Regions from separate parts of the Homo sapiens genome. Here regions 2 and 3 are each linked to region 1. The links are chromatin loops, found by intact Hi-C in ENCODE. Cell type or tissue: HCT116. All regions are shown on one strand.

The links. Peaks named below come from ENCODE experiments on the same cell type or tissue, not always from the same donor. Only the 100,000 strongest peaks of a DNase experiment are listed, where the experiment ranks them.
Region 2: a loop joins it to region 1, with 7 times the contacts of the local background. A loop is called at or near these places in 96 of 110 quality-filtered maps.
Region 3: a loop joins it to region 1, with 5 times the contacts of the local background. A loop is called at or near these places in 26 of 110 quality-filtered maps.

The regions. Positions count from the first base shown.
Region 1 is chr3:161,419,586-161,427,585 of GRCh38, reverse strand. It overlaps LINC02067 (long intergenic non-protein coding RNA 2067), which reads right to left and starts at 1,159. Exons shown (of 4, transcript NR_102265.2): 1 at 1-1,159. RefSeq lists an enhancer at 6,288-6,936. In HCT116, a CTCF peak has its summit at 3,478 (motif pointing right); a DNase peak (open chromatin) is centred at 3,465.
Region 2 is chr3:161,270,812-161,278,811 of GRCh38, reverse strand. All of the region lies in intron 1 of LOC105374187 (a long non-coding RNA gene), which reads right to left. Among named protein-coding and RNA genes, the nearest start is that of NMD3, 54 kb to the right of the region's middle. RefSeq lists an enhancer at 3,970-4,019. In HCT116, CTCF peaks have their summits at 3,922 (motif pointing right) and 5,001 (motif pointing left); DNase peaks (open chromatin) are centred at 3,911 and 5,001.
Region 3 is chr3:161,092,232-161,100,231 of GRCh38, reverse strand. The region is part of intron 4 of B3GALNT1 (beta-1,3-N-acetylgalactosaminyltransferase 1 (Globoside blood group)); the gene reads left to right. Among named protein-coding and RNA genes, the nearest start is that of B3GALNT1, 9.1 kb to the left of the region's middle. In HCT116, CTCF peaks have their summits at 3,083 and 3,284 (motif pointing left); a DNase peak (open chromatin) is centred at 3,274.

The sequences.
Region 1 (8,000 bases):
CTGTGTCATTACCCTCTCCTAGCATGTGGTAGTTTGCTGCCAATCTTCAGCATTCCTTGTCTGGTAGAACCATCACTCTGGTCTCTGCCTTCATCTTCACATGGAGTTCTCCCTGTGTATGTGGCTGTGTAAATATTTTCCCTTTCTACAAGGACATGCTCATATTGGATTATAGCCCACCTTACTCCAGTGTGACCTCATCTTTACTTACATCTGTAATGACCTTATTTCCAAATCAGGTCACATTCTAAAGTACTGGGGATTAGGACTTTAACATATGAGAATACATTTCAATGCATAACAAAATGCTATAAGACTCTCATTATTTCCATGAACTTTCTGGACTGTAAACTCTAAAGGAAACAAGCAGGACCTAATTACAACTCTGGTTGTCAGCCTCTTTACCTTGCCAGCAGTCTGCACTGGAGCATGAATACGTAGCATTAAGTGTATAGGGAAAAGAATCTGATCTTCCTACCGAACAGCAAATCTTGTTCTAGAATTTTATCTGATTGTTTTTAAAGTAGAAACACCACAATTAATGTCTTGCACTGTTTACTTTCATCTATTGCAAATAACAGTTCAACTAAAAACCACTTCACTGACAAGACGGGAACTGAGAAACCCTATCAAAGGAAATGAAAAACATGGCACAGCTTGATCAAAAACCTAAGGATGAGCTTCAGCTGAATACATGAATAGCTGATGTTGCTCAAAACATGGGAGCCAGCTCTGAGGCTTGGAACAATTTTTATTACGAAAAAATTTTCTTTGGGTAGATTTTTTTTTATTTGGTTTCCTTTTTCTGTTGTTTGAAGAATGATCCATATGCAGATTTTTTTTTTTTTAAGGCAGAAGGCTGGATGCACAAAAGGTTTGCAGTGAAAAGAAAGTACACCTCTCTCTGTGCCTCCCAGTAATCCAATTCCACTCCCTGGAGGCGATGCCTACCTACCGCCAATTCCTTTAGTCTCTGCATTTAAAAACACAGATAGATTCACACAAAAGACAGCAAGTGGACTACCCTGCGCCTGGCTTTTTTCTCTTTACCTTGTATCTTGAAGGTTCTGCCAGATCATTAGCTGTTTCACTTACCATAACAGCTGCACTCACTGTGTTCCAGAGTCATGAGTCTTCTCGGGTAGGAATTTTTTGTTTGTTTTGTTTGTTTTGTTTTTTGTTTTTTGTTTTTGTTTTGAGACACAGTCTCACCCAGCCACCCAGGCTGGAGTGCAGTAGCATGGTCTTGGCTCACTGCAACCTCCGCCTCCTGGCTTCAAGCAATTCTCATTCCTCGCCTCCCAAATAGATGGGATTACAGGCGCCTGCCACCAAGCTGGGCTAATTTTTGTATTTTTAGTAGAGACAGGGTCTCACCATGTTGGCCAGGCTGGTCTCAAACTCTTGACCTCAAGTGATCCATTGTGTAGGAATTTTATGTATAAAGGAGCAGTGTTCTCACAGTCCTATAATGTGCCACCTCCCTGCCCCAGCTCCATACTGCTTCACCACTGCCAAGGAACTGGAAGGCAGGGCTTATGCCTACAATACAATGTCAAATGGAATGACAGACAGACTTGTACTGGAGAAGTTCTGTTTGGTCACCTGTAGTTTAAAAAGAAAAAAAAAAAAAGCCAGTTCAGGAATCATTGCTCCTCTACCAAGCTTCCCTCCCTTCCCTTCCCCTCCCCTCCCCTCCCCTCCCCTCTCCTCCTCTCCCCTTCCCTCCCCTCACCTCCTCTTCTTCTTTTTTTCTTTTTTTTTTTCTTTTTGAGATGGAGTTTTCCTGTTGTTGCCCAGGCTGGAGTGCAGTGGCATGATCTGGGCTCACTGCAGCCTCTGCCTCCAGAGTTCAAGCAATTCTCCTGCCTCAGCCTCCCTAGTAGCTGGGATTACAGGTGTCCACCACCATGCCCAGCTAATTTTTTGTATTTTTAGTAGTGACGAGGGTTTCACCATGTTGGCCAGGCTGGTCTCGAACTCCTGACCTCAGGTGATCCACCGACTCGGCATCCCAAAGTGCTGAGATTACAGGCATGAGCCACCACATCCGGCCCAAGCCTTTCTTACTTCCTTTGCTCCTTTCACTCCTAAAAGGTGAAGGAAGTGTAAACTTTTTTCTAAAAATAACAAAAAAAATTGTAAGAGTTTATTTGTATATTTAAAGTGGCCTAGTTACCTTTGCTAATGCTCTAATTTTTTAAATTATTTCATTTTAATTTATTCTATTTTATTTCACTCTGTCTTGCTCTAGAAAAGACTCACAAAGGCTCTAGTGTCTTGTAAAAGTCCAGAATAGCACAGATTTTTCTATTTGCTTGGAAATTTACAGATTTTTTAAACTGCTTTTAAATATTAAGAAGGTCTTTCTGCAGAGAGTAACAATGTGGAGTATTACGTAATTATTGTTCCAGTCCTCTAAAATGCTTTTTCAAATTGTACCTATTCAGTTCAGTTGATTAATTAAAAGTTAACAATCTCCTGTGTCAAATCTTCTAATAGATAGAAAATTAATCATTCCTTTTTATATTATATTTATCATGCTTTTTATTACAAAAGTAATATATTCATTGTAAATTTATCTAAAAATAAAGACAAGCACATTGCATTTAGTTACCCAAACTGGCATTGGGATTTTTCATGGATACTCCCAAATATTTTCTCATGCACGTCATATGTTTATGTTTCAATAAACTCAGGATCATATCACATGTACTAAATGGCAAACTGCTTTTTCTACCTCATCATGTATAAAGAACATTTCGGCATCATTAATTCTACAGCACGATTGTTAATAACTACATTGACTCTATCATAGAACTGGAGTGTGATTTATTTCAAATGTCCCACTGTTGAATATTTAGGTGGTTTATAGTGATTAAGCATTCAAAACAATATTGGAATACACATACGCATAACTTTCTTGCACATTTTGCCAAATTATTCTCCCAAATAATTTAAACATTTGTTCTTAACATTTGAGAGAATGAATCCCTTTGAGAATCTGATGGATTTTGCATCTCTTCTCAGGAAAGGGCAAATATGTTCAAATTTTTATGCATCTTCGGAGCCTTCCGACCAAAACAACCCCAGATTGAGAACGCAGTAGCATTTTATGTCCCTACAAACCATATGAACGCCCTTTTGCTCACACTATCCCTTTGTTTTCAAACTTTCTGCTGATTTGAGAGATGAAACAGTACATCAGTCTTTTCTTACTTTGTATTTTTGTATTGCTAATGAAATTTGAACACTTTTTCCAGAAGTTGATTGATCATGTATTTTTTGTACATTGCTTATTCAAGCCTTCTATCTAATATAATTCAGGTTTTAAATATTAAATTAAAAAATTTAACACAACACTGTAAGATCACATAATAGAGTGGAAACTTTCAATTCCTGGGCTTTCTCTGGGCTAAAGGCATGGTCTTTAATAAATGATCCAATCTGTCATGTCTCAATATTTCCACCAGAGGGCAATATTAGCCCATCTATTATTTCTCTGGCTTCTACAGCTCTCAAGATTTCAATTTACTTTTACTAGAAGAATCTTCCTGAAAAATACTTGCAATGATGATAAAGTTAAATACTTCATTATGCATGTAACACATTATTATATAAAAGTTACGTTGTTATAAATTTTCTATTTAATTTGTTTCAACACATGAAAATGTACAAATGGAATTTCAATAATTATAATCATTACTTCAAATGAAAACTATGCCTCTATTAGCATTCTTTATTATATCCATTTACTTAAATTATCATTATTTCTAGAATGATGTTCGCAGTATGATTTATAATAGAATCTTCATAAACCATTAGCATAAACAGGAAAAGCAATTGACTCCTGAAAAGCCATTCTTTAAAGACAACCAGATTAATTCCTGACTCTAATTATTTTGCGCCTTTGGCTTACCACATAACAAGATAAAACCTAATTTCTTCTTCCCATTCAATAAAGATATGCAGGGTATCCTTCTGAGTGCTAAGGATATTGTTGTGAAGAAAACAAAAATCCTTGACCTCAGGAAGTTTACTTGTTACAGGATTGGGACATGAAGGAGAGACAAATCCACGCATCCTATATACACATTGGAGTGTGGCAGGCTTGGGAGTGTTAGGAGGGAATAAAGCCCGGAAAAGGGATATAGCACACTGAGATACATGCGGAGACCATTTTAAGTGGAGTGGCCAAGGAGGCTTCACATGTGGATGACATCTAAGCAGACAGCTTAGGGAGATGAGAGTCACTTCAATCTGAAGAAAGACAAATCCAAGCAGGGAGGGGATGTCAGCTGCAAGAGCTGACTGGTGAGAAACAGCAAGGAAACCAGTGTGACTGAGACAAGTGAGCCAGGGGTTGGGGAGTGGGGAGGAACAAGAGGCCGGAGGGTGGAAGGCCTTGGCAGCCTCAGGCTTGGACTTTCACTCTGAATGAGATGGAGAAAAGTTGGCATTTTAAGCATAGGCAGGACATTTTCTGGATGCATAAGAAGAATCACTCTGCGGGAGGCTGAGGCAGGAGAATGGCGTGAACCCGCGAGGCAGAGCTTGCAGTGAGCCGAGATCGCGCCACTGCACTCCAGCCTGGGCGACAGAGCAAGAGACTCCATCTCAAAAAAAAAAAAAAAAAAAAAAAAAGAAGAATCATTCTGATTGCTCTTTCCACAACAGACTTTACAGGGACAAAGGTAGAGACAGAGAGACCAGTTAGTAAGCTACTGAAATTAACTAGATGAGAAACTATGGTGATTTGGACCAAGGTGATGGTGACAGAGAAAAGAGTTTGGGGGCAGATGACATGGGTGGTGCTGATGACCTAAAGAATAGGTAGTTGCCTATGGGAGACTGGCATTCAGAGAAGAGGTCTGGGTTGGAAATACAAAATTTGGAAGACATCAGAATCCATGTAGAGATAGAATGACAGCTCAACCCTGGAACATTCAATGTTTAGAAGTCAAGGGAAAGAGACACCAGCAATGAAAGCCAAGAAAGAGTGTTGAGTGAAGTAGGAGAAGACTCAGGAATAAAGTATCCAGAAGCCAGCTGCTCTGAAGAGCAGAAAGTGATCTATCATCAACAGCTGAGGACAAGGACTGACCCTTGACCTAAGCAGTGTGGAGCTCATGGTAACCTTATAAAGAGTGATTTCATGGAGCGGGAGGCCAGAAGCCTGATCAGACAAGATTACAGAGATGAAGAGTGATACTGGACACAGCAAGTATAATAGTGTTTTCAAGGAATTTTGACAGAAGGGAAGCCTAGAAATGATGCAACAGCTGGAGGATGATATGAGCTCAAAGGGAGCATTTTCAAAGATGAGAAAAGTGATAGCATGCTTTTATGCTATTAGCAGTAGAGAGGGAAAAGTGGAGATTGCAGGAGAGACGGAAGACTTTCCAAAGCACTGACCTGAAATAGGCAGAGAAAAAATCCAGTGCAGAAGCTGGGAGTGAGCCACCATTAGTACACAGCCAACCACAAAGGCCCAGAAGCCAGGGGATGTGGAGCACTTTTGATTAAGAAAATAAGGTTGTTGACTATAGTTAATAGCAATGCATTATATACTTGAAAATTGCTAACAGAGTAGATTTTAAGTGTTCTCACCGCAAACAAATGATAAGTATGTGAGGTGATGTATATGTTAGTTAATTTCATTTAGAATTTCCACAATGTATACATATTTCAGAACATCATGTTGTACAACATAAATATATACAATTTTTATTTTTCAATTTAAAAGAGTAAATAAGAAAAAAGAATTCTACTCTCACCAGTGCCTGCATCAGCACATCCTTACCAGTGTTAGATATTAAGATTTTAAAACATTTTTCTCATTTGACAGATACAAAATGATATTTATTGTTCATTTTTGTTTGCATTTATATCTATTTTTAACAAAGCAATGGGATAATGTTTTGAACATCAAAAAGAAAAAGAAAAGAAAGTCACTGTTACTCTATGCCTCTTTATTCTGTATTTTATGGGGAAACATGCCTCATAGAAGCTGTGTATGTTAAAGCTAATATCATATCTAACTAATTGAGTTGAACTGTGTAGCAGCCTGACTGCTAGACTCTCCATTGTTTAAAGGGTAGCACATCCCACAGCTGCCTGACCTGAGTTTTGCATGGGGGAGCCCACTGGGTGATAAAACCTGCTTCAGAGAATATTGGCTCTTATCATCCAGTGGGGGCTTTCACAAAAAAATTCTCCCATGAGAACAAGCAGGGCTTTGCCCCAAATATCTCCTGCTGCAGCAGAAAAGGCCTGCTACCCAGTTCCCTTGTGTTCCCTGCTGATTTGTTGCAGAAAATGGACAATGAAAAAATGACTGCCAGGTGGGGGCCAAAAGAGACCACTTCTAAAAACTGGCAATGTCTTTTAAATATTTCGAATTTTATTAGATTTAGGACTTACTTGCTATTCCCTCTGACCAGATGGACACACTTGCCCAGAGCTCCATGTGATTTACACTTTACATGGTTCTGGTTTCTGCTGAAATGTCACCGTCTCACAGACATCTCCGCAAATGAATTATGCGTTCCTCACTTCGTTTCCACCATCCTGTCATTCTTGTTTCTGTGTTTGCATTTTCTTTGATGCTCTTTCCATTCCTGAAATTCCATGGAGCGTGTATTTGCTTGTTTTACTCGCCTCCGCCAGGAGGGCAGGAAACTGCTAGTTTTGTTTACTCTTCTTCCCAGCACCCTGAACACAGCACGCAGAGCAGCTTTCAATAAATATTTGTTAAGCAAATGAACTGATGTGAATTGATTCTAACAGAAGAGGGAGAAAGGAGTGTTGAAGCTGACAGGAACCAAGCACATAATATTAGGAATATACTTATACCAAAAAAAAAATGTTGTTTATCTGAAATTCAAATTTAACTGGGCATCCTGAATTTCATTTGGCAACTCTATATATGAGTTCTCACTTATAAGTGGGAGCTAATCTACAAGGATGCAAAGACATAAGAATGATACAATGGACTTTGGGGACTCCAGGAAAATGGTCGGGGGGAGGTGAGGGATAAAAGATTATACATTGGATACAGTGTACATGCTGGGGTGATGGGTGCACCAAAATCTCAGAAATCACCACTAAAGAAGTGATCCATGTAACCAAACACCACCTGCTCCCCAAAAACTATTGAAATAAAAAAAAATCACAGGCTCATAAACTCATATTTTTTTCTATGTATTTTGCTATCCTTATCAGTAAGATATTTTAAACTATCTATATCCTCACTACCATCGATGTCTATGTAGAGAGGGAAATATTTGTGATTCTTTTTCCCATGAATTTCCAAAGGGGCATTTCAACATGTCTGCCTTTCTTTCTTGCCTGGGTCTTTCTCAGCACTTAGTTAACAGTGGGTTACTTTGTGCTCTATAAACAGCTACTCCACACTTTGTGTTTCATGGGGTGGAAGGACAGTGTGTGAAGTTTGAGTGGCATAAATTCATCAACAATCTCTCATGATTCAATGCTGTTTGAAATTCCTCCATGAAGGTCAGCACTTTCTTTTTCTATACATAAACATTTTATTTTAGAATAATTCTAGTTTTATAGAAATGTGGTAAAGATAGCAGAGTTCTCAACATCCCACACCCAGTTGCCCCCATTGTAAATGTCTTACACAGACACAGTACATTTATCGCAATGAAGGAATTAAACACAACCAACAAGACCTTTCAAAACATAACCATGACACCTAAAAATAGTTAACAATAGTTTCTTAGAATGCTTTGTTTAGCCCATGGGTTTCCCCCATCTTTGCCCCTTATCCATCTGCCTTGATCCCCACAAGGGGGTCAATTCTCCTTTCCCCAGACTTGAAAACAACACAAGAAGGTAAGCAGCTGCTCACTCAGGCCAGGTATCTCATGTGACGACAACACTCAGCCATGTCTGGAGATAGTTGTGGTTGTCACAACCAGGGAGGTGCTACTGGCATTGAGTGAGTGGAAGCCAAGGTTGCTGCTCAACATCCT
Region 2 (8,000 bases), 150 kb after region 1:
TGCCATTCTATATCTTTTAAATGGAGCATTTGGCCAGGTGCGGTGGCTGACGCCTGTAATCCCAGCACTTTGGGAGGCCGAGGTGGGCAGATCACCTGACATCAGGAGTTTGAGACCAGCCTAACATGGAGAAACCCCGTCTCTTCTAAAAATACAAAATTAGCCAGGCGTGGTGGTACATGCCTGTAATCCCAGCTACTTGGGAGGCAGAGGCAGGAGAATCACGTGAGCCAGGGAGGTGGAGGTTGCAGTGAGCTGAGATCGTGCCATTGCACTCCAGCCTGGGCAACAAGAGCGAAACTCTGTCTCAAAAAAAAGTGGAGCATTTAGGCAATTTCCATCCAGCATTAGTCTTGAGATGAGGTACTATTCTATTCATGGTGCTAGCGGTTGCCCGAATACCTTTTTTTTTGTAATAGTGTTATTGTTTTATAGGTCATGTGACAATTATCCTCTAAGAACATTCTATTTTGGTGTATTTTGAGGATTTGTTTCAAGATGTAGAGATGTAGAGCTCCTTTTAACAGTTCTTGTAGTGCCGGCTTGGTAGTGGCAAATTCTCTCAGCATTTTTTTGCCTGAAAAGGACTGTATCTTTCCTTCATTTATGAGGCTTAGTTTTGCTGGATACAAAATTCTTGGCTGATAATTGTTTTGTTTAAGGAGGCTAAAGATAGGAACACAATCCCTTCTAGCTTGGAGGGTTCCTGCTGAGAAATCTGCTGTTAATCTGATAGGTTTTCCTTTATAGGTTACCTGATGCTTTTGCCTCACAGCTCTTATGACTGTTTCCTTCGTTTTTACTTTAGATAATCCGATGACTATGTGCCTAGGTAATGATCTTTTTGTGATGAACTTCCCAAGTGTTCTTTCGGCTTCTTGTATTTGGATGTCCAGATCTCTGCCAGGGTCCATCTCACAGACCCCAGCTGCACAACAGATGAATAACGTACTCAGACACTGATATTCAGTGAAAGAGTGGGCTTAGGGGGTGAGGCCACTGACCAAAAGAGTTGTAGCAGCCGAGACCCTGATTAACTGGCCCTGCTGGAATTTATTCAGCATATATTAAATGACAAAGGCTTTGAGTCAACATCACTAGAGGTTAACTAACCTGGTCCCCTCCCCCCAAGAGAGCCATCCTGCCCGCAAATGATCAAAAGTTAATTTTAGGACCACATGAGTAAACAAGTTATTTAGGTAAACTCCCTTACATTCCTTTGTACCTACTTTAAGCTATTTACTTAAGGTAAGAGGATTAGGCTGCCTTCAGCCAGATCTATTACTGAAGTTATGCAAACCCCTTCAGGTTCCATAGAAGGTTTGTGTCTATTTCTTATAACTATCCTGAAAATTTTTCCCACCAGCCTGCCTTAACTCCCACAGATCTCTAGCAAGGTCAGGGAAATTTTCCTCAATTATTCCTTCAAATATGTTTTCCAAACTTTTAGATTTCTCTTCTTCCTCAGGAACACCAATTATTCTTAGGTTTGGTCATTTAACATAATCCCAGACTTCTTGGAGGCTTTGTTCATTTTTTTAAACTCTTTTTTCTTTGTCAGATTGGGTTAATTCAAAATCCTTGTGTCAAGCTCTGAAGTTCTTTCTTCAACTTGTTCAATTCTATTGTTGGACTTTCCAATGTATTTTGCATTTCTCTAAGTGTGTCTTTCATTTCCAGAAGCTGTGATTGTTTTTGACTTGTGATGTCTATTTCTCTGGAGATTTTCCCATCCATATCCTGTAAAATTTTTTAAATTTCTTTAAACTCCTATTCACCTTTCTCTGGTACCTCCTTGAGTAGCTTACTAATTGACTTTCTGAATTCTTTTTCTGGCAATTGAAAGATTTCTTCTTGGTTTGGATCCATTGCTGGTGAGCTAGTGTGATCTTTTGGGGTATTAAAGAACCTTGTTTTGTCATATTACCAGAATTGTTTTGTTGGTTCCTTCTCATTTGGGTAAACTATATCAGAGAAATATCTGGGACCCAAGGGCTGCTCTTCAGATCCTTTTGTCCCGTGGAGTGCTCCCTTAATGTGGTGCTCTCCCCCTTTCCCTAAGGATGGGGGTTCCTGAGAGCTGGACTGCAGTGATTGTTATTTCTCTTCTGGGTCTATCCACCCAGCAGAGCTACCAGGCTCCAGGCTGGTACTGGAAAGTATCTGCAAAGAGTCCTGTGATGTCATCTGTCTTCAGGTCTCTCAGCAGTGGATACCAGCACCTGCTCTGGTGGAGGTAGCCGGGGAATAAGGTGGACTCTGTGTGGGGCCTTGGTTGTAGTTTTGTTTAGTGTGCGACTTTTCATGAATGCTAGTTGTGCTGGCAGTAAAGTTGTCACATGGACAGACTTAGGACCTCTGGTTAGCCAAGATGTCACAGGCAGTGGAGTTAGCTGTTTTTTCCTTCTTGGGGGAAGGGTTGTTATTTTATGAGTTGCTGTGTTGGTTGGCCTCCAGCCGGGAGGTGGCACTTTCAAAGCAGCATCAGCTGTGGTAGCATAGGGAGGATACAAGCTTGCCCTAGGGTCACCTGGATAAGTATTCAGGTTTCTCAGGTGGTGGGCAGGGCCATAGAGCTCCCATGAGATTATGTCTTTTGTCTTCAGCTACCAGGGCAGGTGGAGAAAGACCATCAGGTGGGGCAAGTTTAGGCGTGTCTGAGCTCAGACTCTCCTTGGGTGGGGCTTGCTGCACCTGCTGTGGGAGATATGGGTGTGTTTCTCATGCCAAAGGGATTATGGCTGTCTCTGCTGCATCAGACAAGTCTCCAAGTCAGTGAGGGAAAGCCAGCTGTGACAGGCTTCACCCAGCTCCCAGGTAGCCAGAAAGGCCAGTCTCACTCCCAGTGTGCTCCCCCAACACGGACTTTATAACCAGGCAGCTGGTGAGCAGGGCTTGGAACTGGCCCCAAGCTACAAGCCTCTCCTCTGAGAAAGCAAGCAGGGCTTTCAGGCTTCACCCCTCCTGCTGTGGCTTCTGTGCCTGTGTCTGCACTTCCCGTTTGCCCCCAACCCTGGATTCTGCCCTGGAAAATTCACACTTGGTCGAAATTACTACAAAGTTCAGCTGGAAGTTTCCTTCTTCCTGTGGTCTTTCCGCAATTCCACTGGCAGCCCTCCCCAGAGACCCCTGTGAAATAAAGTCAAAATAGGTTCCCTGGGCTTCCTTGGATGCCAGAAGTGCCTACAGGCCTTTCCTGCTGCCTCTTCTACTTTTATATTTCTCTCCACTCTCTAAATTCATTTCAGCTCTAGGTAAGGTTAAATCCCTCTCCCGTGATCCAGATTTTCAAGCTCCTCGGTGAGGATGTGTGTTCAGAGGTGGACTTTCACCCTCTCACACTTTGGGCACTCACAGTTTTTCGGCTGTTTCTTGGAGTTTGCAGTGGCAAGCCGCTTATTTCAAAGGGTCTGTGAATTCTTTCTGTTTTCCTGGTATGTTCTTGCAGCAGTTCTTGGAGCAAAAGTTCACGATGTGGTCTCCACATGCTGTTCTGTCAGTCCAAGTGGGAGCTACAAGTTAGTCCTGCCTATTCACCATTTTCCCCTGCAGGCCTCAAGACCATGTCTTTTTAAAAAATTATTTTTGATACAATCTTTCCTTGATTTATGTTGTCATTCCTAAGTACTCCTTGATTTATATTGTCATTCCTATAATGTATTCCTAAGACATTCAAGTGTCTACTATAAAATCCTAATAACTTTGTATTGACATGTTAAACACAATTAGTAGTAGGCTTAATTAGATACATATTTTTAGCTACATGATTGTCAGGACAAATGAAAGTCCCAGGGGTTGAAGGACAATTCTTGCTTCTATAGCATTGTTAGATGCGCCGAATGTTACCTAGCATGTATCCATGGCTTCTGACCAATTATTGTGACAACAAAAACACTCCCACAAATTTACAAAATGTCCCCTAGGGGGCGGTACCACTCCATTGAGAACCACTGCTGAAGGGCTTCAGAGTCTTCAATATGATAATACAAGCTGCAAAGACAGAAACAAGGATAGGATACTTTTTTTCCCCAAGTACAGGTAGTTTCTTGAAGGACTATCGCTTCACTAATCACACTTTGGGGAATGTTGGTATTGATCATTTTTAAAAGTGTATTCAATAGTAAAGGCATTCTGAGTATTGGTCACAAGTGAACAGCTGGAAGGTTCCGGAGACATGTGTCCCATGGATGGAAAGCCTGATACTTGGCTGAGTCTCTCAATGCACCAACCATACAGAAAAGATGTCATCTCTAAGAAGATAAAAGGGAAGCAGCTGATAGAGACTTTCTAGTATACTCAGATACAGACGCAGCCTGAGTCTCATTAGTGCCATTTAGAATAAATGATTTTTTTTAAGTTTCGTACTTGGAGTCCAGACTGTTGCTTTGAAGTCAGCCTTGTAGTCCTTGGACATACTCATTCATAAAACTTATTTTTCAAGGGCCATAAGTGTCTTGTAGGCCCATTTCCCAAAATGAAAGGGAACTTGTGGATCAGACCAGTGAATGAGGAAGAGAATTTTGACTATTTTTTTCATTATCAATTCAAAATATAAAATTTAAACAACGAAATGTTTATTTTCACTATTTTCCCAAGCCTGTAGATTTTATAAGTATTGAAAGACCTATTTAAATTGGAAAGTCTACATTTTAGATTTTACTTCTCCCAAACCTGGCTTTAACTCATAACCAAATGTTTACCAGAAAAATAAATAAAAGCCACGTTATTCGGGGCCTAGTGAGGCTGAAAATGTCCTGATCTCTACCTCGAGTAGAAACAGACTCAGGTAAACAATTACAGAGTAATTGGTGAGTACTGTTAGCCATAGGATCACAGAGACAAGACACTTCATCTAACTTGGAGCCTAAAAAGAGTTTCTTGAAGACTAATTAGGAGGGGACCAGAATTATCTCCTTAATTATAATGTCAATTTTAACAGATTTTAAGTATGAGAATAATGCTTCTGATTTTCAGAAGTACTTATCAGGCATTGGTGCCACCTGGTGGCCATTTTAATTGAACCTAAAATTATTGTTTAAAAGAATTAGAAGTTTTTCCCCCTTCACTGAGGGGAAAAAAATTAGGAAAACACATTTTTATTATTTTGCAACATATTTATCTTACAGTTTCTGAAATTTGGGGATCAATATTTCAATTCACTCTTACTAGATTCTCCAGTCAACCTGACTTGGGTCACTTACTAAAAGGCCATATCTCATCTTTATCCAGATTTGTGAATAGGTTAACAGTTACCACAGTATTTGTAAAATAAGTACTTGATAGTGGTAATGCAAAGAAAATTCCGATGAGATGAGCAATAAAAGATCATCAGTGTTCGATCATATTTTTTTTGTTTTTTCTGAGATGGAGTCTTGCTCTGTTGCCCAGGCTGGAGTGCAGTGGCGTGATTTTGGCTCACTGCAACCTCCGCCTACTGGGTTCAAGGGATTCTCCTGCCTCAGCCTCCCAAGTAGCTGGGACTACAGGCACGTGCCACCATGCCCGTCTAATTTTTTGTATTTTTAGTAGAGACGAGGTTTCTCCATGTTGGCCAGGATGGTCTCAATCTCCTGACTTCATGATCTGCCCACCTCAACCTCCCAAAGTGTTGGGATTACAGGCATGAGCCAATGCGCCCGACCCTCGTTCATATTTTTAAAGGCACTTCATTCAACAGTTTTTAAAGCAAAGGCCTTTACTTATTTAAAAAAATCTAAATTATGGCATCCGTGGTCCTTCCTAAACAAGACTCAGGGAAGCACAAACCTTAAAGAAAAAGAATTTATGGGCCGGGCATGGTGGCTCACGCCTGTAATCCCACTTTGGGAGGCCGAGGCAGGAGGATGGCTTGAGCCCAAGAGTTCAAGACTAGCCTGGGCAACATGGTGGGACCCCGTCTCCACAAAAAATAAAAATAAAATTCACCAGGCATGCTGGCACACACCTGTTATCCCAGCTACTCAAAAGGCTGAGGCAGGAGGATCACTGAGCCCAGGAGGTCAAGGCTACAGTGACCTGTGATGGTGCCACTACACTCCAGCCTAGGTGACAATGAGAACCTGCCTCAAAAAAAGAAAAAAAAAGGAAGAAATTTATGGCTATAACTACATCAAAGTTAAATATTTGCTTAGCAAATGACATCGTACACAAACTTAACAAACAATATATTTTCCATGTCTAAAACCAACAAAGGCTATTATATAAGAAATTTCTTCAAATCAACATGAAAGGAAAATCAAAGAGTATGAAGAAATACTGACCAGGATGGAAACTAAATAACCATTGAGTAATATGAAAGGATACTCAGCATGTAATCAAATAAATATAATTAGAATATCACTTTATACCTATCAAAAATTAGGGGGAAAAAGCCGGATATTATCAAGTGTTAGTGAAACTATGAGGAAACAGAAACCTTCATGTACTGCTGGTAGGAAAGAAATTTGACAGTCCTTATAGTTAGCTATCTGTGAGAGACCAGAATATGCTTCCCCTAAATAAAAGATTGTTGAGCCAAAGATTATTAAGAAGCAGCAGATGGGCCGGGCACAGTGGCTCAAGCCTGTAATTCCAGCACTTTGGGAGGCCGAGGCAGGTGGATCACTTTAGGTCAGGAGTTTGAGACCAGCCTGGCCAACATGGTGAAACCCCATCTCTACTAAATACACAAAAATTAGCCGGGTGTGGTGGCGGGCGCCTGTAATTCCAGCTACTTGGGAGGCTGAGGCATGAGAATCACTTGAACCCGGGAAGCAGAAGTTGCAGTGAGCCGAGATGGTGCCACTGCACTCCAGCCTGGGTGACAGATGAGATTCTGGCTCCAGAAAAAAAAAAAAGAAGAAGGAGCAGATGCAGGAGAGCTCTCTGCCCTCCCTCCACCTGCCTGAAAGCAGAACGTAGATTTATAAGAAAAAAGGTATCCTGCCACCCCTTCTTTACCACAGACAACAGAGGTTAACCACTGAAGACAGCTTTAGACCCTCATCAGCCTTGAAATGATACCAGAGGAAATTTATTTTCACAAGCTTTACTAACCTTTATCTGCCATTTGTTTGCCTTCCCCACAAGTTGCTGCTTGTAGAGACTCCAAGTCCTTTTCCTTTGTGCTGTCACTTCTCTAAAAATTTACTCTTCTTTGTTGAAAATAAAATAAAAGCTAGAATTCAAAGCTACTTCTTTGAGAACTAATCATTGATATCTCCCTTGTACATATGAAATACACGTTAATAAACTTGTTTTTCTCTTGTTAATCTGTCTTTTGTAACGGGGATCTTTTCCGATTACAAACGTATGGGAGTTATTTTCCCCCTACATATGCATCCTACAACCCAACAGTCACATTCCTGGATGTACTTTCTATTTCTGTGTAACAAATTACTCCCCGATTTGGTGGCTTAAAAATAAATAATAAAACAACACTTATTATCTCAAAGTTTCCGTGGGTCAAAAATTCAAACATGACTTTCCTGAATGCCCTGAATCACAGTCTTTTGAAAGACTGCAATCAAGGACCTGGAGCTATAGCCATTTTAAGGATCAGTGTGGTTGTTGGTAGGCTCAGAAGATTCATTTCCAGGCTCACTCACAGAGTGTTGCAGGCCTTAGGGCCTCACTGGCTGTTGGCCAGGGACATCAGTTCCTTGTCACATGGACCTCTTCATAGGGCAGTTTATAACATGGCAGCTCACTTCCTCCAGAGCAAGAGCTCCAAAAAGAGAGAATGAGAAATGGCGAGCAAGACAGAAGTCACAGTCTCTCTGTAAACCAATTTTAGAAGTGACATCGCGTTACATTTGACATATTCTCTTTGTTAGAAAAAAATCACTAGACCTAGTCCATATTAAAAGGAAGGGCATTAAAAAAAAGCATGAATATCAGGAGGCAGAAATCAATGGGAGCCGTTTTAGAGGCTGCCTACCACACTGGGTATGTATCCCAGAAACTCTCAACAAAGCCTCAAAAGAAAAGAAAAGAAAAAGATGAGGCTCTTTTTTTTTTTC
Region 3 (8,000 bases), 330 kb after region 1:
AAATGAAACCTTTTCTATGAACTACATTTTAAACATCAATAACAAAGTTGTGGAACCTTGTAGTTAGAAGGGACCTTCGACGTTTGTTAGAATAACACTATCTTTGGTTTCTCATTTGCCTTCTGGAGTGATACTTACATATTTTATTATTCAAAATAATTTGAAAGTATCTACCATGGCACTTCTAAGCTTTTCTTGTCTCCAGAACAGAACATCCCCAGATCCTTCAGCCACATGTCATGCAATCCTTATGGGAGATGATAAACCCTTCACCAAATGAGTTACCCTCTTCTAACTTGTTAGTGACCCTTTCAAAATGGAACTCATATGGGGCTATGGAATTATGACCCCCTTTGCCCAGATGCTTTTCCAGTTTCTTGAACCTAGGAGTGTATTAGGGGTGTGTGTGTGTGTGTGTGTGTTAGAGAAGGGGGACACAATCTAGTATTCACTTGTAGAGTTTCTGTTAGCACTGCCATTCATTCACAAGTACTTGGGAGTGCTTCCTATGTGCCAGGCACTATGCTAGGTGCTGGGGACACAGTGTGCAAGAATGAACATCATCCCTCTGCTGGTAGGGCCAGATGGTGCCTGAGAGGTATCCTAGCCCAATGTCCTAAAATTCTGTTGAGAAATAACTCCTCAAATTCAATGACTTGGCCTCCCTGCCAGAACTAGAATCCTTGTTTCCTGACTGCCCAGTTATTCCTTTACTTCACCACCTTTTATCATATTGGACTCATACTCAGCTAAACTGTAAGGTCTGTTTAGGCTGCTGTTAAAATGGCCCCCCATCCTGCCCTTGTGCAGCTGGTTTTTCGAACTCTGACATAGGACAATAAATGTGTTCCCATCAAATTTCATCTTGCTGTCTTTAGCTTTTTCTCACCTGTTAAAACCTTTTGGATTGTAATTACATCTTTTAATGAATTTGTCATTTTTTTTCCTGCCTACAAAATTGAATAAGCCCACGTTCTTTAATTAGAAATATGAAATGAGAAAAGGCTAAAGATAGGCCTGTGATTTTTTTCCCCAGTTTGACAAAGATGCTCCAGTCAACCTTAGAACATCAGCAGGAGGACAAGTCTCTGGCACTTTTGTGGAACACTATTCCCAGAGTCCAGCACAAGCCCAAGAAATGTTTCTTGAACAAATGACTGCATGAAAAATACACTGGCTATGATGGATCAGCCAATTTTTAAGCCATCTAGCTACTATTATTACTCACATTTTCCCATTTTGTTCAGAAGGACTTTAAGTGTCCAGCTCTCTTTACAGAGAAGCTTGATTCTTAGGTGTTACCTGCGAGTTACCTTGATCTTCTATTGAAGAACCCTATTGAAAATGGGGCTTAGGATAGTCAAACAGAGCATTCTCAGTGAATCTCTTCTAGCTCCTGATGGTCATTGTGTTTGTGTCATAAGTGTTCACTAATGTTTACAGAGTCTCAGCAACTTATTCAGGGTTATTTGGAATACAGATGCATTAACATTAGTCCCTTCAGGAATTTCTCCATTGCCAAAAAGTGAACTTGTTGGAGAGGACTTGTTGAAAACTGGGTGAGCATGATTTGCATGGAAATTGGACTAAACTTCCCTTTCTTTAAAGTTCCTGGTTTAGCCACTCGAATAGCTGGCATTACAGGCATGCACCAGTATGCCTGGCTAATTTTTGTGTTTTTAGTAGAGATGAGGTTTCACCATGTTGCCAGGCTGCTCTTGAACTCCTGACCTCAAGCAGTCTGCCAGCCTTGGCCTCCCAAAGTGCTGGGATTACAGGCATGAGCCACCATGCCCGGCCAAAAGTTTCTCGTTGAGCTCTGACAACTCTTCACCTCTGAAGAAGAACAGAGGTGCTGCACTGTGAAAGTATGAAGATACCAGGCCAATAGGATAAAACAAGGCAGGAGGGAAGCTTTTGTAGTGCAGTGGCTACAGACTCCACTTGGGGTGGTGAATATACCTGAGTTTTTAGTGCTGCTTTGCAGGCTCTGACACCCTGACTCCTGAACAGGTGTCCAAATTTCAAGCTGGTTAACTGAAAGATAAATGTTATAATATTGGTGCCTACTTCATAAGATTGCGGCAGTCATCAAACGAATGGAAATATAAAACATACTTACTACAGTGCCAGGACCAAGCAAGGACTATTGCTAAAATTTTGGAGAGAGGGGAGTATGAAGAAATTGGATAGAGTAGAAAGCAGGTTCTTTTTAATGTGAGCCTATTTACCCTGACAGAGTAAAGCATATTTCATTTTTAAGTGTTATCAAATTAAGCAGATATACCAATTGCTATTCATTCATTCAGTAAATAAAATTTCACTTCCTATTATATGTCCAGCTGTATGCTCCAAAGTAAGGAGAAAAATGTAAACCATATCAAATATGCACAATCCTCAAAGTAGCCTGACACCACTTGAATATCACACGCACTACAGCTGGAAAAATTTCTTGTATTTTGCAGCTCTCCTCCAGCTGCTACAAGTGCCTATGGTGAGACTTTTGACAGTGTGAGTGGTTCCCAGAAAAAATGATGTTCAGTTGTAGAAAGACCATGGGGCAGAAAGAAGGATCCCAGGAGAGGGGAGCACATGTGCAGAGGCGGAACCCAGAAATGTGCGTTTGGCTTTGTGGACCTCTACCAGTAGTTCTTTGGGGCTCGTATTTGCAGGATAGCAGAACATCAGGCACTGGGAGATTCTAGGAAAACAGAAACCTTGGACTCTAGGAGAAGACTTACTGATTTGGAAGGAGAAGGTGGATCCACTAAGATTTATTTGCATGTTTAATTGTATTACAGAGCATGTCATGCCATGTAAGACACATTTGGGAGTTAGGAGCAAGGTTTGTAAAGGAAATGTAGACAAATAATATATGTAGAGGAAGCATATAGTGTGGACTCTAATAATAACAGCAATACCATCTACTTAGCCCTTACTGTGTGCCAGCCCCATCCTAGATGTTTAGCGCGTATTATTTCATGTAGCTCTGGCAATAAACCCGCAAAGAAGGTATTATTGCTCCCATTTTACAGATAAGGTAACTGAAGCTTAAAAAGGTTGAGTAATTTGCTCAAGTGGATTTCATTGCTTCTCAAACTTCAGTATGTCCACAAGCCACCTGTTAAAAATGTTTCTGATTCACTAGGTCTAGGGTGGGGCCTGGGGCTTTGTATTCCTAATACACTCCTAGGTGGTGCCCATGCACTTTGAGTGGTGAGGGTCTAGGCATCACATTCAAATCACCTGGGAGCTTTAAAAATACTGCCACCTGGTGCTCGCTTTGGCAGCACGTATACTAAAATTACTGCCACCTGAGCCCTGCCACCCTCTGAAACTCTGATTTAGTTGGCCTGGGATCCCGCTTGGCTTCCAGTATTTTTCAAGTTCTCCAGGAGATTATAATGTGCCGCAAAGTGAGAACCACTGGGTTAAAGAAGAGGGGAAGAAAAAGTAGTGGTCAGATGGCACTGGTTGTGTTTATTTCTAATATAATCAGGGGAGGGCCTCAAACACAAAGCAGCAGTGAGTTGTGAAAATAATTAGATGTTTAATTGACAAGTCTAATTGAATGGTAGAGTTTTATATTGCTTTATGAGTTAATGTGTTTAGTTTGAAAGGGTAGTGGGGGAATTTCCCTCAAAGATGTGAATTGATAGTTATTTTCCCTTTATAAGGAATATACATGATTGGTGTAATGATGATTTGAATTAAACTTAATATGCACAGGACCTTTTTTTAGGCAATTAAGATTTCCACTCCCTTTGCAGTATTTTATGTAGAAGAAAAGTTAGAATGTTGCAAAACTGACAGTAGTTTGGTAATTATCTATAATAGTTAGCATATGGATGATCCTGACTCTAGCGTGCTTGGACCTAAAATTTAACTGAAATTTGTTTCTTGTTTTTTTGGACCTTTTAAAATGCACATGATCAGAATCAGCATAGCCTATTACAATAAGGTTTTGTTATTAGAAGACAGCTGAAGAAAAACATAATCAACAAATTCAGGTTACTTTTGGATTCAGCTTATTCTTAGGAATATTTACTAAGTGGATAAAAGTACATTACCAAATCATTTGCAAAGTATGCAAATATTACAGAGAGCCTACTATGTGTTAGACACTGGACATATAGCAGTGAATAAGTGGGGTCAGGTTTTCCCTCTCTCCAATCTTATATTCTTTTGAAGGGAATAGACAATAAACAAATAGAAATAGATTTTTAAAAGTCTAGACAGGGTTAAATGCTGAGAAGGTGTTAGGTTTAAGTCCCAGCTGAGGTCCAACAAGGTGTTAGGTTTGAGTCCCAGTTGAGGTCCGAGGGGAGTGGGTGGATGGGCGAATTGCTGAAAGAACACTCGGGGGGCTTTAGGCAGGTGAAATGTAGTTTTATTCAGCAGCTTTTTAATCAGCAGCTTCCTCACACTAACTGTTTCTCACAGTTTCTTTATCTTGGCTGTTTGCTTCAGCTTTGTGGCTCCTCTTATGAGCCTGCTCCTGCTGCCCCCAGCCTTGCAGCTGCACTCCCTGGCCTATACTACCAGGGTTAGCAGCTTAATTTTTTCCCTCTGGGCATAAGTCCCCACTTCCCGCCTTCAAGGCAATCCACTCTTCCTTACAGGGGTCAGTAGCATTACTCTCTCTGGGCATTAGTGCACCTCCAAGCCATGTCAAGCCAACCCAAACCCCATGGGCAGCATCAGCAGGGCAGTTATACCTTTTACAAACAATAGCAACTCAAAGCCAAGTATAAACTTACAAAGACAGGTTATCTAACAAGTGAAGTATGCACCTGTGCCCTAAACTTGCTAAGTCACTTTGGCCCAGATATTCGCCTTAGCCTATTCCTTAACCAAAGCACATTCATATACTTTATGGAAGGGAATAATGAGGGATGTGATAGAAAATAAGTGCTGGGGGAACTACTTGAGATAAGGGGTCAGGGAAGGACTCTCCTAAGTGACACTGTGCTGAGATGTGAGGCATGAGAAGGAGCCAGCCTTTCCAACAACCAGCTTTTTGGTTGGAGGGGCAGAGTAAGTGCAGGCTCTGCAAGAGAGGAAAATAGTTGACATATTCAGGGATAAGAATGGGAGTCAGGCCGGGTTTGGTGGCCCACATCTATAATGCCAGCACTTTGGGAGGCTGCGGTGGGAGGATTGCTTGAGTCCAGGAGTTCGAGACCAGCTTGGGTAACATAGCAAGACCCCCATCTCTATATATTTATATATTTTTTAATTAAAAGATTAAAAGAATAAAAAAGAACGGAAGCCATTGTGGTTGAAATAGGATTGGGAGGGAGTAGTTGTAGCAGATGAAAGAGGGGCTTATATAAACCCATGGAGCCAGAAGACTTGACAGATCTTCATAAAAAATGTGAACGTTGTTGCCCGGCATTGTGGCAAATGCCTGTGGTCCTGGCTACTGGGGTGGATCACTTGAGGCCAGGAGTTTGAGTCTGCAGTGCAAAATAATTGTGCCTGTGAATGGCCACTGCTGTCCAGCCTGGGAAACATAGCAAGACACATCTCTAAATTTTTTTTTAATGTTAATATTGTTATTTTTAAGCTTTTATTGTCTCTGTGCTCTTCTGGCATTCCCTAAATTTTCTCTAATGAACATATATTACATTTGAAATTAGAATAATTACTTTTTAAATAATTACATTTGATTTCTTTTTGCAGGAAATAGCCAACATTTTTGCACCCCAGGAAAGAGTTTCAGGTTATTTTGGCTTAAATAATTGTGCCATTGTAGTATCTCTGTTTGTCTGTTTTCCTGGAATCTTTGCATTTAAACACTGATACCTCCATTTATTTTCTAGTGACGTCCAGTATGTTTTTGGTGTTAAATAAAAAGGTGTATATCTGCATGAACAATTAGTTACTGTTCTTGTTAAAAATTTGTATTTCAGGTTTTAAGGGTAGGAATTTTGAGTCTTCCTTGTGAAAATGATAAGGCTGTGATGCTGCCATACTGTTTATATCAAAGTTCAATGGTTGCAAGAAATTAAAACTCAAAGCAGCTCTGGTCAGAAGAGCTCCTTAGCATAGGAAGCATAGTGAGCAGGCAGCACACTCCCTGGGATCTAGCAGCCAAGAATGTGAGATCTGGAGTCTTGTTTGAGTTTGTCTCTACCACTTACAACACTGGAAACTGATAACCTTTTTTATCTTTGGAGGTTTTCTGAGCTTTTCTAGTATTTGAGATGTTTTTTCAGCTGCTGCAGATCAACCCCTAAATCAACAAGTAATTACTGGTGGCTTGCTGTTCACCCAGCATTGCACTAAGTTGGTGGGATAGATAAGATACTGTTTGCTTAATGGAAATTGCTTATAGTTGGCAAATTCATATGTAGTTAATATAAGCACAAGTTTATCTTAAAATTTTTTTTTTTTATCTATGGGGTCTCACTGTTCCCTCAGGTTGGTCTTGAACTCCTGGCCTCCAGCGATCCTCCCGCCTTAGCCTCCTAAAGTCCTGGGATTATAGGTGTGAACCACAGTGCCTGGCCACAAGTTTATCTTTTAGAAAATGGAAATTATTTTTAAGTTATAATTTCTTTCTTGACAGTGATGTGTGGCATTTAAGAAGTCAGTAATAAAATAATAGTGTACTTCCCTGTTGGGGCTTTTCATATTGTTTTCTATTCGTCAATATTGTTGATTCTTCTCTCCGTCCCTCCCCTGGGACATGGGATTTAGAACAGTGTCGGGGTCCTTGTAGCCCACTGCTCAGCTGTCCTAAGGAGGCAGGCCAGCTGCCCTGTGCTCTCACTATCAGGAAATGAGCCAATCCGAGATCTCTGGCCAGTTTGATTTCTATGATACACACATGCTATGAACACAGAGGCCACTTCAATTGAGCCCTTATTTATCTACATGCCTGAGTATCGTTTTAAAAATATTTTTATTGATTGATAAGTGTACATATTTATAAAGTACATGTGATATTTTGATACATGCATAAATGTGTAATGGTCAAATCAGAAATTCAGGATATCTATAACCTCAAAAATTTATCATTTCTTTATGTTGGGAATATTCAGAAACCATTAAGTGCTCTTGGTCCTGGACCAGGCCCTGTGCTGACTGGTTAATCCAAGTTCTTTCCATTAAACCTCACAATAATTAGTTTTGTGATGCCTGATTTATAGCTGAAAAATGAAACTTTTGGCCTGGTGCGGTGGCTCACGTCTGTAATCCCAGCACTTTGGGAGGCCGAGGCGGGTGGATCACAAGGTCAGGAGATCGAGACCATCCTGGCTAACATGGTGAAACCCCATGTCTACTAAAAATACAAAAAATTAGCCGGGCGTGGTGGAGCACCTGTAGTCCCAGCTACTCAGGCGGCTGAGGCAGGAGAATGGTGTGAACCCGGGAGGCGCAGTGAGCCGAGATTGCACCACTGCACTCCAGCCTGGGCGACAGAGCGAGACTCCATCTCAAAAAAAAAAAAAAAAAAAAAGAAAAATGAAACTTTTGAGAAGGTAACTAACATGCCTAAGGTCATACAACTAGTCATTGTTGCAGTCAAGATTTAGGGTGGATTGGCTCTGATATCCAAAGCATTTTTATTATGCTTTTTTCCTGTTTGTTTTAATAAACTTAATATACAAAGAAAACTGTAAATATTAGAGAACACCTATATTTCCATCGCCCTGAATTAGCAGCTGTTAATTACAGTACAGTATTTATGACCAGTGTTTTTTTCCCCCTTTAACCACATGTTCCTTTCATTCTTCCTGCTGATAGGTGTGGTATGTTTTCCTGTAGTCCCATTAGAAAAAAATCATTATTTATACGTAGTTGCTTCTAAAGGTTCATCACTTCTTGTGTGTAGTTTTAGAATTTTTATAAATGATAATTTATACATATATCATTATGTAACTTGTTTATACTCAACGTTTTATTTCTGAGAGTTAAATTGATGTTCTGTATACAAATCCAATTCATTTAGCTATCATATAGGATTCCATTGGAAGACATACCAACTTTTA